2 separate regions of the Homo sapiens genome follow, and region 2 is linked to region 1. A link is a contact called in ENCODE Hi-C or POLR2A ChIA-PET data. All regions are on one chromosome and are shown on one strand. The core of a region is the stretch at or near the end of the contact, and the rest is flanking DNA. Distances in the headings are between cores, read along the strand shown. Region 1 overlaps ATP10A (ATPase phospholipid transporting 10A (putative)). Region 2 overlaps ATP10A (ATPase phospholipid transporting 10A (putative)).

Region 1 (6,800 bases), core at 2,019-4,518:
CATAAGAAAGGCTTAGGAGTGGGGGGAAGGAGGAAGAAGGGAGAGAAATGGAGGGAATAAGCCTTCAGTATAAACGAGCACAATTAGTGGATTTCTTTTTTATCAGCTCTCTGGTCAGGCCTGGCATTCTACTTAATCTAGCAAGTGTCATAACATGGTAAAAAACTGAACTGTCTTTAATGACACATACAAAAAGTGAAGGTGGTTAAAAATTATAGAAATGGCATAAACACTGTTGACACCACCCCAGGTTAACTATGGCTCTGCCGCAACCACACATTTCCCTGCATAGAATACAGCCATAAAGGTAATTACTCAAAACTCAGTTCCTACTGTTTCCCAGTGTAAAGCGTACATTAAAAGGGGCGTGTGCTAGATAATCGTAGCTCGATTCAATAACTGAAATTGAAATGCTATTTTAAAAGGCTCTTCTTGGAGTGTAATTAGCCATCAGTCTCTCTTCTCCTTGGACTGAAATGGCCTCTCGCTCTATTTCCAGAGCAGGGCTCTGTTTCAAGGAGTCTTGTGTTTATTTAAAGCCTGTGGATTATCTTGAAACCAGTGGATGGCTTTTTCCAGGGCAGACATTTGCAGATACAAAGTACAGGATGGCCATGAAGGCAGTGAGTTCCAGAGAACACCAGGATTATTCTTGGCAGACGAGGAGGGTAGGACTTAAAATATTTTGTCTCTGTTTATTATTCTTTCTCTCTAAGAAAAATGTCATGGACATGGCTCAGAAACAGTAGGACATTCTGTCTCTGGGACTTCAGAGCTGTGTTTGTAATGTTCTACCAACAATCCCATGCCCTGGGGAGTGTGCGCAGGGGAGGTCCCAGGCACGGGACGGCTGGCTTCCTCTGCATCCTTCTGGAACTGGGGAGGATTTGGAGGATTTTTAGAACTGGAGGGATCTCTAGAGACTGGCATGGGCTGAACTGGAGCCCCTCATCCGCCGCTAGAACTCATATATTGAAGTCCTAACCCCACGTAGCTCAGAACGTACCCTTATTTAGAGAGGAAGTCTTTAAAGAGGTAACTAAATTAAACTGAGGTCATCAGGGTGGACCCTAATCCCACATGACTGGCGGCCTTATACAAAGGGAAAATCAGGACGCAAAGACACACAGAGGGGAGATCATGCAAGGACACAGGGAGAAGCCAAAAAAAGAGGCCTCAAAAGAAACCATCCTGCTGACCCCTTACTCCCGAATGTCCAGCTTCCAGACCTGTGAGAAAATAAACTTCCGTTGCTTAAGCAGCCCAGTCTGCGGTGTTTCATCAATGAGGCCCCAGTAAACGAATACAGAGACCATCTTTGAGTTTCTCATTTAAAAAGCATTTCATATCCAGAGCACACCTTCTGGATGAGGAAAATCCTGTTTACATTGCTTATTTCTAACAACAGGCAACACACAACACTCCCCATTTAGGAAATACATTGATTTATCCCTCCATCCACTCATGTCTACCCCTGACTCATTCCAAACCAGCTTTGAGGTCATGCCCAAGTTATCCATCAGTCAGACTTGTCAACCTGCCCCCTGGAGCATGGACAAAAGTAGAGGCCCCCGATCCACCCTTCTGCTCTGGGCACACTAACTCCATTCTTCTTAAAAAGCAGATATCCAGCTAGGGAAGAGGAAGCAGTTCTACAGATGGATGGTGGTGATGGTTGCGCAACAATGCGAATGAACTTAATGCCACTGAACTGTACACTCACAAATGATTACAATAGTAAACTCTGTGTTATGCATATTTTGCCATGATAAAAAATTTCATTTACTGCCATGCCACCCTGAATGCATCCAATCTTGACTGATCTTGGAAGCTAAGCAGGGTCAGTACTTGGATGGGAGACACAATTTAAACATTTTTAAGTGGATATAAACCAACTCTGAGAATTGACTGAGAAGAAATGAAATAATCATCAAGTTGAACATAGACCAGAAATCTGGCACCTTTCAGTACAAGTACATAAAGTCTCCCTCGCCAGTAATTCGTGAGGGCACTGCCATTCTGATCGTCATCACCATCAACATAATTACAAGTTTGGGGAGGCTTGCCAAATGCCAGGCATTGTGCTAAGTGCCCTACAATTATCAGGCAACCCTGCTAGAAAGTCAGTTTTTGCACCACCTTCAACTTAGGATCTTTAAGTATCGTGCCCAAGGTCACAGTGGTCTTGGAGTGACAGACTGGAGCTTTCTTGGCCTCTGAGCTATCAGCTCAACCATCAATACCTGCAGAGACAATCTGGCATTAACAGAAAAAGATTGTACAAGTAAGCCAGAAAATGTGTAACAGATTCTATAGAAACGTCCCCCAAAATTTAAATTGCTTTTTATTTTTTATTTTTGAGACAGAGTTCTGCTCCTGTCATCCAGGCTGGAGTGCAGTGGCGGGATTTTGGCTCACTGCAACCTCCACCTTCTGGGTTCAAGCGATTCTCCTGCCTCAACCTCCCAAGTAGCTGGGATTACAGGCGTGAGCCACTGCACTCGGCCTTAATTGCTTTTTAAAGTTCTAAGTTTCCAAAATTTAAGTTTTAGTATTTTGAAAACATGCTTCAGCTCAACATACCTTAATCTGATCATAGATACCCTCTTTCCATCTTCAGCAATGCCTGTGGATGTGGGCTTACCAGAGCCCACTCAAAAACAGAGTAAAAAATCAGGAGCGAGCCCGGGGACTTAGTGCTAGTTCTTCTGATTAATAAATATGAGACTTTTGGCAAGTGAAGAGAGGGCATTTGGACTCGGATCTCCGGGGTCTCTGTTGCCCTATAAGTCCACAATCCTGTAGGATGCAGAGATGGTTCCAATGAATCCCTGTGCTTGGGATGACAGACTCACTATTGCAGAAACAGCATCACCTGCAAAAGTGCTGCCCACACATGCCAGCCTCAAGCTGAAGCACTGCCCTCTGCATCTCTGCTGCAGCACCCCAGCATCTCAGACAAAAGGAAGCAGACACCGTGAAGGGTTCGCCCACTGCAGAGCAACATGTTCAAATAAATATCTCACCGGCAAGAAAGAAAGTGCTCACAGTTTCTGTTGTTGTCTTACAGATATTTCTGAAACTTCTTTGGGCAAAGTGATTTGACCTGACTAGGTGGAAAGAAAGAGGCAGGACAGTGGTGCAACAGAGAGCCCTCCAGCCCTGCCCCTGAACTTGCGTTTCTGCTAGAGACCGCAGCAGCAGGTGCTCCAGGGATGCCCAGAGCCCTGCGGCATGCTTCTGTTTCCTCCTGATGCCTGGGACCTCCTCCTGGTAGAACAGCTGTGTCCCCTCTTCAACCACATGGGGGAGGCGTGTGTCTAATTCAGCAGTGCCCAGATTGCTACTTGAATGAATGGTTTGATTCACAGGGGAGATTCTGTTACCAACCTTGTATTTCACATTTGTATTAAGTGAATTGCTACTAAGTACTCAACAAAAGCAAATACAGATGTCCTCCATCTTGAAACAGCAGTGATGTTGGAAAGGGCATTTACAGTCCATTAAAGAGGATACTGTTATTTTTTTTCTATCATAAAAAAACTAAAGTAAAGAGGTTCATATTGCTTCAGCCATTGGGTGAGCACACAGCACAGGTGCACACTTGGGTCATCTGCAGGTCTGCTGCCAGCAGGGACCCTGCCTAACGCTCCAGGTGGAAATCTGTGAGTGAGGCCACCTGTCTGGGTCTCTGGATGATGTGGGCAGAGAGAACCCTGGTGAGAGAATGCACAGAGAGCAGGGGCCAGCACCTGCCAGCCAGGCAGGGCCACCGCCTGCACCAGCAAGAAGACGTGGAAAACACACACACTCCCGTCTTCTGCATCTGGATCCCGTTCTGAAAACGCCCTTTGCATTTCCCTTCATGATACTCCCAGGTCACAAGGAGGGTGAGGTCCCCCTGGTTCACTTCCAGCCTTGACATCACGCCTGGACATGGTCCTCGAAGGCTCTCAGTGACAAACACAACACCTCTGTCTACCTGGCTTTGGTCTCGCCACCTGCTATGGGCCTGTTTGTCCCTGGACTGAATGATCCCCGTCTGATCACAGAAGTTTTCCACCTTAACAAAGCCTTGGAGACAGCTGCTGCCCTACAGAATGCAATCCTCATCCCGTGCAACAGCAAAGCTCTGCTCAGGGTCACTGCGCTGACCTCCTCGGCTACCATCCCTCCCAGCACCCATTCCTGCCACGCAGGGAACCCTGAGGAAGCCCAAACCTTTCTGCATGGCTTCCTCTGTCTTGCCATCCTACAGCATCAGGCGAAGTGCCCTTCATTTAGCATTTCAGGATGTTGTCTTTTCTGGAGAAGCCTTCCTGACGGCCCCCTGGTAGGGTAGGCAGGTGCCACAGCTCCGAACTTGCTTAGTCCCCATGCAGACATCAAACCCCGTGCTTCCTGGGTGTGGCTGGAGCTGGCTCCCATTCCTCCTTCACTAGACCACAGGTTCCCTGAGCACAGGTACTCTGTGCCCTTGAGACCATCACAGTGCCTGGCACACACATGGTCAGAGGGTGACGAATGCTTATTTCAGAAGGATCTCAGGTGCCACAAGCTTCTGGATCACCCCAGAACTCCGTGCTGGGCTCTTGGGGACCTAGAGCCCCTGCCTGCCGCACCATCTCCCAAGAGGGCCTGCTGAGGCGTCTCTGTGGTTCCAGAATGCATAGTTCCTCTTTTTAAAGTGCGGGCTCTTTTCCCCTGGCAGCAATACAAAATGATTTCTACATAGCCTCTAATCCGGCTCCTTAGCTCCTTACTTATTGATCATGGGTAAAGAATGCCTTCATTAAATTAAGTCAAGCATTTTAACCCAAATTAATGGAATAATTACCCCAACTCTTTTGTTTTGTACTTTCTTTATTATTACTATTATTATTATTTTGTATTTCAATCTAATTTGTATTTACCACTTGATGGTCAGTGCTGTGGAAATTCAAAGGAGGGCAGATGGCCCGATCCCAATACTGAACGAATGAGTGAATTTACTTTTTCACTGCCAAGACTGTATTGTCAGGTGAACATTTTCAATTTGCTAAACTGAAACAGCAAAGTAGTCTGTTTTTGTCCACCACGTGTCTCCTGACACATAGTGGGTACTCAATCAGTTATTTATTGAAAAAATAAATAATAAATAAATACCCAAGTGAAAGCGTCTGGTGGCAAGAAACACCGAACGTACAAGGAAACTTAACTCAAAGTGATAATTTCTCCAAGTTCCACAGATTCAGTGTTACTCTAGGGGTTAATGCCCCGTGACAAATACTGAATAGAAATGAGCATGAAACCCATTTAGACAGCAATGTAATCTATAATAGCGGCTGTGATTGTATTATTTAAGGTATCCCAAATATGGAAGTGATAAGTAGGTTGGCCCAGCCGCTCATGGCGGGACACTCCACTGCACGTCACACAGCATGTGACGGAGAGTGCTGCGTCCCTGCCTGACGTGGTTCTCGTCTCCACGGTGACAAGCTGACAGGGACAATGAGAACTGGCATCCAGGCCTCCGCAGTCCTCTTTCAGAGTCAGCTTCACACAGGTCCACAGGTGGCTTCTGGGAGGCTCACGCCTCAGAGAAACTGATCAAGGGGTGTCTGGGTTCTGCCTTCTTTTTCTAACTGGAGATTTTCTTGCCGCAAGCACCAGTGTTAGAGATCAAGTGGTCCTCCCTTAGTTTCTGAGCAGAAAGGCAGCTTTTCCCTTGTTAAATTCTAGTTTAGAACGCAGGCGCCAGCCTCCCCTTGCCTTTTCTGCCTTTCATCTTTTGTCCCCTTGCCTCCTGACTGTCGCACAGTCAAAAAGCCTCGGTAGATGGTGGCAAAATTCAAAGGCTCACAGTGCGGGGTTAGAGTTTGAAGTCTCAAAATCAAAACCCTTTCTTTCCCTCCTGGCCCCAAACGCTCCATGCTGTTTCAGTGGGCTGTGGCTGTCAGCAAAGCCTTGCTTTCTCCTCCGTCAAATGCACCTAAGAGTCCCTAAGAACTGGCTGTGCATTCAGGCAGTAGGTAACGAGAGTTGTTTCACAGAACACCAAATTCAAACCTAGATGAGGGCTGCTCGTTAAAATTGCCCTCTTGAACGTATTTGTACTTAATCCAACAGGGTGTCCCTGCATGAAACCCGCCTGCAGCCCCTCTGCTGAGCTATTAGCACAGTGAGATCCACATCAGTCTGTCTGCTTCCACAGCCACAGGCCACTTAGTGCCTCTTCCATCACTACAGGTGGGGGTGATGGTGTGAGCAGAGGCACGGCTTTTGGGTGTGAACGTGTCATGCTTTAGCGCTCACTCAGTAGACAGCCTTGCTGGAGAAAAGGTGCTCTCTCTGTGCACAGCGTAAGAGGGGTCTGGAGCCTCAGTGTATTTGTAATAAAAGGGACCCTAAAGGCAGAGTTCCATGGACCACAGGGCCATTGGTAGCCACATAGAGGAAGACCATACTACTATTTTAGAGGCCAACTGGGATGGAGAATACAAAAAGAGGTCAGCTAAGAAAAAACCTCTTGCGCTAATCTGGGGAATGATTCCAAGACTGAAATGGCAACAGAAATGTGAAATTCTAAAGCACAACCAGATCTGCTCAGTCATCAGATTCAAAAGAAAAGTTATCCAGCACCAGACGACTGGGCAATTTGGACCAAACCTCTAGTTACTGGCAAACAGAGATGCTGGACAGAAAACTGAAGACAGCTGCCTGGAGGTATGAAGGATTTAACAAGAAAGTGAAGAATAAGCAAGCCAAGAAATAAAAAGACAAAAATCCAGAGTTGAGGCTGGGCTTTGAGGTTTCTTTTC
Region 2 (7,333 bases), core at 4,834-7,333, 71 kb after region 1:
TGCCTGGAAAAGCATCTCACTCCTGTGAGCTGAACCCAAGGCGTCTCATCTGTGAAATGCGGTAACGACAGTAGGCCAGTCACCTCTCAGCACAGTCTTTAAGAATCGAATGAGAATTCTTCCAGCACAAAGTAGGCCTTTGCTGAATATTTAACATATTTCAAATAAGTGTTTGTTGAATAGTTGAAAAAATTGATATGAAAGTTCTTTTAGAAGTAAAAAATAAAATATGATAGAAATGTGAGAAATTTTAAACATTGGCATTTTAGATTTACTTAAATTATAATAAAGCCTGGGTAGGTGGAGGCTCTTCGTTTGGAAAACAGAAAGGCGGGTGTGGAGGAAAAGGAAAAATTCTTTTGAAATAAAAGGCGCATTGCCAGAATGGGACCTGTGGCAGCCATGGTGAGCGGACGGGCCATCACACGGGCATTCTTCCAGGAGAAGCCAGTCCAGCATCCACACACGGGGCCCCGGCAGCCTATGGGACCCCTGTCTGCCACGTGTAGAGAAGCTGCACCCAGTGATCCTTCTCAAGTTTGTTTTTGAATGACTGGCTGGATCCGGGTGACTCACTGTGTGCCAGGAGCCCACGCTGGTCTGTGGCAGCCGGTCCCTCCAAGGGACTGGAGCCACGCCACCAGCCACACAATTCCAAGTTCCTTCACTGTGCCTACGGGTCTCGATCCAGGAAAAGAGATGCTGCCTTCATTGTTGAAAAAAGGTCCTTTGCCACAATGAATTTTTTCAATGGCAGCACTTAGCAATGTATGTACCCACTCACTGCAGCACACTTTACACGCGTCCTTATTTTTGTGCTATCTCTGAGTGAGAACAGAAATGAATTGGCTACTTATATATTTTGATGGGGAACTGAATGCACTAAAATCTAAGTAGGTCTCAGATAAAAGTCACAGTCTTCAGCCAAACAAACGCAGGTCTCATTCCTCTCTGGCACTTCCTGGGCCCTCAGATTGGAGGGGTGTGTCTGTCTTACATGGGAAGAACATGAAGAAATGCTGAATCCATATGTGAAACACAAAGGCTGTGCTATTTTTTTCCCCCAAAATTAAGTCTAGGGAATGCCAAACACTTTATAATTGGCTTTGTGAAAACAAGGTCTTGCCTTTACTTTAAAAAAAGAAAAGAAAAAGTAAACCTGTAATTCCCACAATTCCCAAACAGAGACTAAAGGAAAATGTATTTTGAAATCAAAGATGGCAGGCACATCTGCCATTTATTTGGAATAGTTTTCCCAAGCCATTTACCTTAATGATTATAAGCAGCCCCTTACAACCTTGAGAAGAAACAGAAAACTGCCAAATTTTTAGCACTTTTTATTTTCTAATGCAGAAAATTAAATATCCTTTTGGTCATGCATCAAACAAGTGATTTTTTCATTCATTCCACGTACTACATGAAACAGCCACAATTACACAGGTCCATATACATGTGGTTTTTTTCTAACAAAAGTTACACCAAGTGTGCCTGGCTCTCCTGCCTCCCCTTCCACCTCCTCCACCTCTCTGCCACCCTGAGGCAGCAAGATGCCCTCCACTTCCTCCTCAGCACGCTCAACATCAAGATGACGAGAATGAAGATCTGTATGATGATCCACTTCCACTTAATGCATAGTAAATGTATTTCCTCTGCCTTAAGATTTTCTTTTCTTTTCTTTGAGATGGAGTCTTGCTCTGTCGCCCAGGCTGGAGTGCAGTGGCACGATCTCTGCTCACTGCAAGCTCTGCCTCCCAGGTTCACGCCATTCTCCTGCCTCAGCCTCCCGAATACCTGGGACTATAGGCGCCTGCCACCACGCCCAGCTAATTTTTTGTATTTTTAGTAGAGACGGGGTTTCACGGTGTTAGCCAGGATGGTCTCGATCTCCTGACCTCGTGATCCGCCCGCCTCAGCCTCCCAAAGTGCTGGGATTACAGGTGTGAGCCACCGCACCCAGCCAAGATTTTCTTAATAACATGTTCTTTTCTCTAGCTTACTTTACTGTAATAACACAGTATATAATGCATCTAACGTACAAAATATGAGTTAATCGACTGTTTATGTGATTGGTAATGCTTCCGGTCAACAGTAAGCTATCAGCAGTTAAGTTTCAGGGACTCAAAAGTCAAACACAGGTTTTCGGCTGTGCAGGGAGTTAAAGGTTAACACCCTTAAGCATTTTCAAAAGTCAGCTGTACATTTACTTCTCTTCCTCTCCACCATAAATGTTGACTTACTTCAAACTATAACTCCTTCCCTTTCTCCAGAAACTGAAGGGAATGTATTTTTCTCTAGTATGTGGAGATCACACCATTGTGACCTCAGCTTACGCTTCCACTCACACGTGTGTTTCCATCAAACGGAGGGGCATCCACCGGGCTGGAAAGAGCAGCTTTGGAGGAGCAATAACAGAGCACAAGCGCAAGGAGTGAGAAGTTCATGGCTTTTAAGGAATGGCTGTGATGGCTGTGAGATGAGGAAAACATCCTTCACTCTTTTCTCCCCTGGTGGCATCCTTACGTTTTTCAAGCATCTGCTCCAATGTCATCCACTCTCCTACCTGGAGCACCACTGGCTGCTCGACCCTGTCCTGAGCACCCCACCCCAGGCAGGTGGGGCAGCCAGCAGGGTGGCCCCCCACCAGCCCAGGGGCCTTCCTGCCCACCCTTCTGCGGCTAGGGGCTGGCTTCAGGCCATCTGCCTCTGTGTCCAGCCACAGGGGCCTCAAGATATATTAAAGTGAGCTTCGCTAGCTCAATGAATGAAGGCTTTGAAAGTTCTTGTGACGACAGCTGAACACTCCCTGTGAAATAACAATTTTAAATGAAGTTGTCATTCACCAAATATTTTTAAAAGAAAAACACATGGGGCTGGGTGTGGTGGCTCACACCTGTAATCCCAGCACTTTGGGAGGCCAAGGCGGGCAGATCACCTGAGGTCAAGAGTTCGAGACCAGCCTGGCCAACATGGTGAAACCCCGCCTCTATGAAAAATACAAAATTAGCTGGGCATGGTGGTGCACACCTGTAATCCCAGCTACTCGGGAGTCTGAGGCAGGAGAATTGCTTGAATCTGGGAGGCAGAGGTTGCAGTGAGCTGAGATGGCACCACCGCACTCCAGCCTGGGTGACAAGAGTGAAACTCCATCCCCCCGGCCAAAAAAAAGAAAAAGAAAAAAAAAACCCAACATGTATTGGTGACAACCGGGGCTCTGAAATAACTTCCTTATGAATTCTGCAGCTGTTTTGTAGTGGAGGTGAAGGTCAATTGAACGATTTCTTTGAGGAAGACCACAGTAGAACATACCAGTAGGAAAAAAAAAACAATAAGCAATCATGAAAGAATATTTAAAGTTAAATCTGTCATATTTACTTTTCAAAAGTGACACACGTATCACTGGCTGATAGAACACACCTCGAGATTTAACTCTTTGTTTTCATGCTGGACGTAATAAACGTCCTTAATTTTGCAATATGAAAACAGCATTGCCATGAATCTTCCCTGTTCCTCAAGGTTATTTTCTGGGTCTAAGGCTTGTTCTCATTGTTGCATTTGTCTTTTGTCAAGGTCTCATCATGGGTTTACTATCCTGCAGGGAATTTTAGATTAAGCAGCTGGCCATAAATTAATGGTCACATGAGGAAGAGCAAGGAAGGATTACCTCAACACAAGTCACAACAGCTCTCATAGAAACATGCTCCAGTTTACCTCATTTTGCAGGTGTGAGAACAGTTTTGTTTTGTTTTTTGAGATAAGAGTTTTGCTCTTGTTTCCCAGACTGGAGTGCAATGGCACAATCTCGGCTCACTGCAATCTCCGCCTCCTGGGTTCAAGCTATTCTGCTTCCTCAGCCTCCGGAGCAGCTGGGATTACAGGCATGCGCCACCACGCCTGGCTAATTTTGTATTTTTCCTAGAGATGGGGTTTCTCCATGTTGGTCAGGATGGTCTCGAACTCCCAACCTCAGGTGATCCACCCGCCTCGGACTCCCCAAGTTCTGGGATTACAAGCGTGAGCCACAGTGCCTGGCTGAGAACAGTTTTATAAGTAACTACTGATTCCCAACTCAGGTATTTTTACCCCACTCTTTTCCCCCATTGGGTGGCTGACCTGGATCTATATTATCTTTGTGCCAGTATACCAACTTTATGCCAAATGCCATACATTCTTTGAGGGAACCTGGAGCAGCTCCTTGAGTGAGGTGGGATTTGAGTTTAGGATTAGAGGGTGGGGAAGGTGGACAGGCATTAACACTAGAGCAAGGTTCCCCAGGCTTTGAGGGAAGACTGGACGTAGTTGGGAGGGTGTGATGCTCTCACTGCGTGGCCACGAGATGAAGGTGGGGCATGTGGAGAAGCCAGGTACAGGCAGTAAGGGTCTAATGGAAGAGGGGCCACAGGGTTGGGAGAGGGGACATGATGCTTAAGTGAGAATGTCCCTCTTGTGTCCCTGAAACCTGAGCCCTGCAGATGCTTCCTGAAGGATGGAAGAGTCTACACTGTGGGTCAGGGCTCCCCAGTGGCCGCAGATGGGATGAAGCCACCACCAGAAAGAGCCCAACTGAGTGTGGGGTGGGGTGGGCCCTGCAGGATGTCACATGAAGAGCCCATGAGATGGGAGAGAGGAGCATACGTCGGGCGGGGTGAGACATGACCCAGGCATGCACTCCCCAAACCTTCAGACACGGCTTACTGCATGGTGGAGGAATGGAGAACATGCATTTTACTCTGATTTTCTCTAAGGAATAAATTTTATTTTAAAATCACAGAGAAGGAAAAAATCAAATGGAGTATCAAACCTTAATTTAAGAAATCCATCTGCTTCATCAAAAATTTGCTGTGAGCTTTTAAGAATAAACAGGGCAAATTTACTTTATTCAAGAATGATATTCTTTTTGTAAAGCCTATCTTCAAAGTAATACATTATTCAATTTCTGCTTTAAACCCTTCGTTTTTATTCATTTTCCTTTTCTTCTTGAGAAAATCTCAAACTCACTCATGGTTCCATATATGTACTACGTGCCTGAGAACAGTGCTGTTCCCCACAGACGGGCTGGGAAGGCAGGAAGACAACCCCACTCCTGCATTTAATCTCTCGTCTCCAGCAACATACTGTAACTTAAGCACGGGAAGATCCTAAAACACATGACAGGTGAGGAAGGGACTGGAGACACCTAGTCCTGTTTCCCACAACCTTCATTTTCAGTTCCACCTTGGACCGCTGCTGCCTGGGTCACCCATGAAGAAGTGGCCTGCCCTGGTAGTCACAGGTTCCAAGTCGCCCAAGCTGGAGAGCTACAAGCACTTCCAGAAAATCTGGGACATGCATGGTGAACCATCCAAACGGGAAGAAGGTCATTACAAAAAAAAAAAAAATGACGGAACGTCCATAGTGGAACCTAGTCTTACACATTAGGCTCATCACCTAGCAACTAGAACCCTTGCTGAGGGTTTCCACATCACTTCCTGATCACTCCCAGTGACCCACAGTGGGGACGTGTTGGGGAGATGATGGATGCGGGGCTAGAGCAGGAAAACCATTCTCATGCTCCTCATTTCCCCCCAGACCTTCTAATAAGATCTGCTGTCAGAAAGCCCAAGGGCCTGGCTTAAGATCCCCTAACGTTCCCTGTCCCTGGTCACCCGAGAGGGCAGAGCCCACAGGGAGGACAGCTCTGTGAGTCACCTACCGGGACCAAGCCCTAGGTACCTGCACCGCTCAGCTGTCACCACTGCTTATCAGCAGTTCCAGCCCAGCCCGAGGTTCTTATGGTTCCTTTAAATCTGAGGATGTCCTAGGAATGGGCATCATGTGTTTAGTTGCTTATTTTCCAAGTGTAGCAGTGCCACTGGGACTCTGGGCACGGGGACTGTTTTGCAAAAGTTGAAAACACACACGGGTAAAAGCCGGTCAAAGAAAGCAGTAGCCAAACTAAAGTCAGGTTATATATCCACCAGGGCTTTACCTCATACCTGCCTACAAAAGGCACAAGATCAACAAGGCCTGTTTGTACCACGGTCTGAAAAACGAGCCAGCACCGCCCTGGGCAGGACGAGGAGCCCAGGGCTGCCCAGGTTCTAAAAGTAAAAGCCTCCCACGGAAAATAGCACGCCAGGGATTCCAACACGAGGAATCGAGGTGGTTAGTGACTCATTTTCAGAGCCAGGAAGGTGAGGTGCAGCCAAGACCCAAGCACCATCAACTACGTCTGACAGCTAAGAGGAGGGCAGCCGAGATCCTCAGGTGTAACCACAGCCTTACAAAGGCACACAAAGCCAGGACGGTCTGATCTGAGAGTCAGCAGAAGCCTAGCTTTACATATAATGAAGCTGGGGCTGGAAGGAGGCGGGAGGATCATGTTACATGGCGGGGTCTCCCCCAGATGACCTTAAGGGCAGCTTGGCAGGAATTTTACTTCCTTGCATTGATTAAAGCCCATGAACAGCCTTAAGTCCCCAGACAAAATAGCAAAACAGGTCCTGGACGATTCAGCGCGAGGTGGGACACAACAGGGAGGGAGAAGTCAGTATCCAGGGGCACTGCCCGGACCCAGAAGGCGGAGGCTGGGATGTCCCCAGCAGAAACGGACTTCCCTGGACTCCAGCAGGCTCTCTGCGGATAAGGGATTGGAGTGAGTGAGAGGAAAGAGGAGGACAGAGGCAAACTTTTCTTTCTGCCCAGTTCTAGGCCATCAAGGGAGTGAAGGATCCCCAAAGACATAAGGCAGAGCTGGGAGAAGAAAGGAGAGGAGGAAACAAAAAAAGGAACAAGAAGTAAGGATGAGGAGACAAAACAAATGGCATGGAACATGCTAGAAGCCTTCCAATGACTTCCCCATGTGGAAACTGCACACCCGGGCATCCCTCCCGGCTTTCTGTGGATGGGCCCATCCAACGCAGCTCTTGTTAGAGGAGTGCACACTCCCCTCTACTATTTGGTAAGTGTTTGTAGCAAGACCAGTGCATAGGTGGGACGTGATCTGAAAGTTTACAAGAAGGAAGTGAAAAACCACTTGTGAGATTGTGGGGAGAAAACGCTGGGAGCCCAGAGACACCACAGGCGTCAAGAGTCCAGGGACCATGCATGGTGGTTTATCAGTGGCAAGGAGACCAAGGTTTGACCCAGCCTGACCTCGTAGCACTTCCTCGTCCAGATGGATGTGGGCTTGTCCTCCCATCACGCACCTGTCCAAGCTGGCTGCACCTGCATGGACTGCTCTCCACTCTGCAAGGGCCAACACAGCTCACACCCACCCCGATGCCAGAGGAAACCGAGGCACACGGCTGGAAGCTGCCAGTGGGCAAAGCGCTCCAGCCCCAGCTGGTGCAGAAGC

What was found. Hi-C counts contacts between places; a loop is a spot of excess contacts on that map. ChIA-PET counts read pairs that join two places held with the same protein, here RNA polymerase II (POLR2A). Pooled maps may share reads with other maps.
Region 2: a loop to region 1 is called in a map of ovary, with 4 times the contacts of the local background. The contact joins two enhancer-like sites. A Hi-C loop is called at or near these places in 2 of 168 maps with a recorded cell type or tissue (aorta and ovary), 2 of 37 single-sample maps with no recorded cell type and 6 of 50 pooled maps. POLR2A ChIA-PET finds 5 or more read pairs at or near these places in 3 of 52 experiments (HEK293, Panc1 and activated CD4-positive, alpha-beta T cell).

Annotation. Positions count from the first base shown.
Region 1 is chr15:25,736,728-25,743,527 of GRCh38, forward strand. The region is part of intron 2 of ATP10A (ATPase phospholipid transporting 10A (putative)); the gene reads right to left. It also overlaps the pseudogene RNA5SP390. Among named protein-coding and RNA genes, the nearest start is that of MIR4715, 110 kb to the right of the region's middle. Within about 2 kb of position 3,269, at least 2 of the 41 ENCODE cell types and tissues checked have a DNase peak (open chromatin) inside an H3K27ac peak, as active enhancers do.
Region 2 is chr15:25,804,653-25,811,985 of GRCh38, forward strand. The region is part of intron 1 of ATP10A (ATPase phospholipid transporting 10A (putative)); the gene reads right to left. Among named protein-coding and RNA genes, the nearest start is that of MIR4715, 41 kb to the right of the region's middle. RefSeq lists an enhancer at 6,773-7,273. Within about 2 kb of position 6,084, at least 3 of the 41 ENCODE cell types and tissues checked have a DNase peak (open chromatin) inside an H3K27ac peak, as active enhancers do.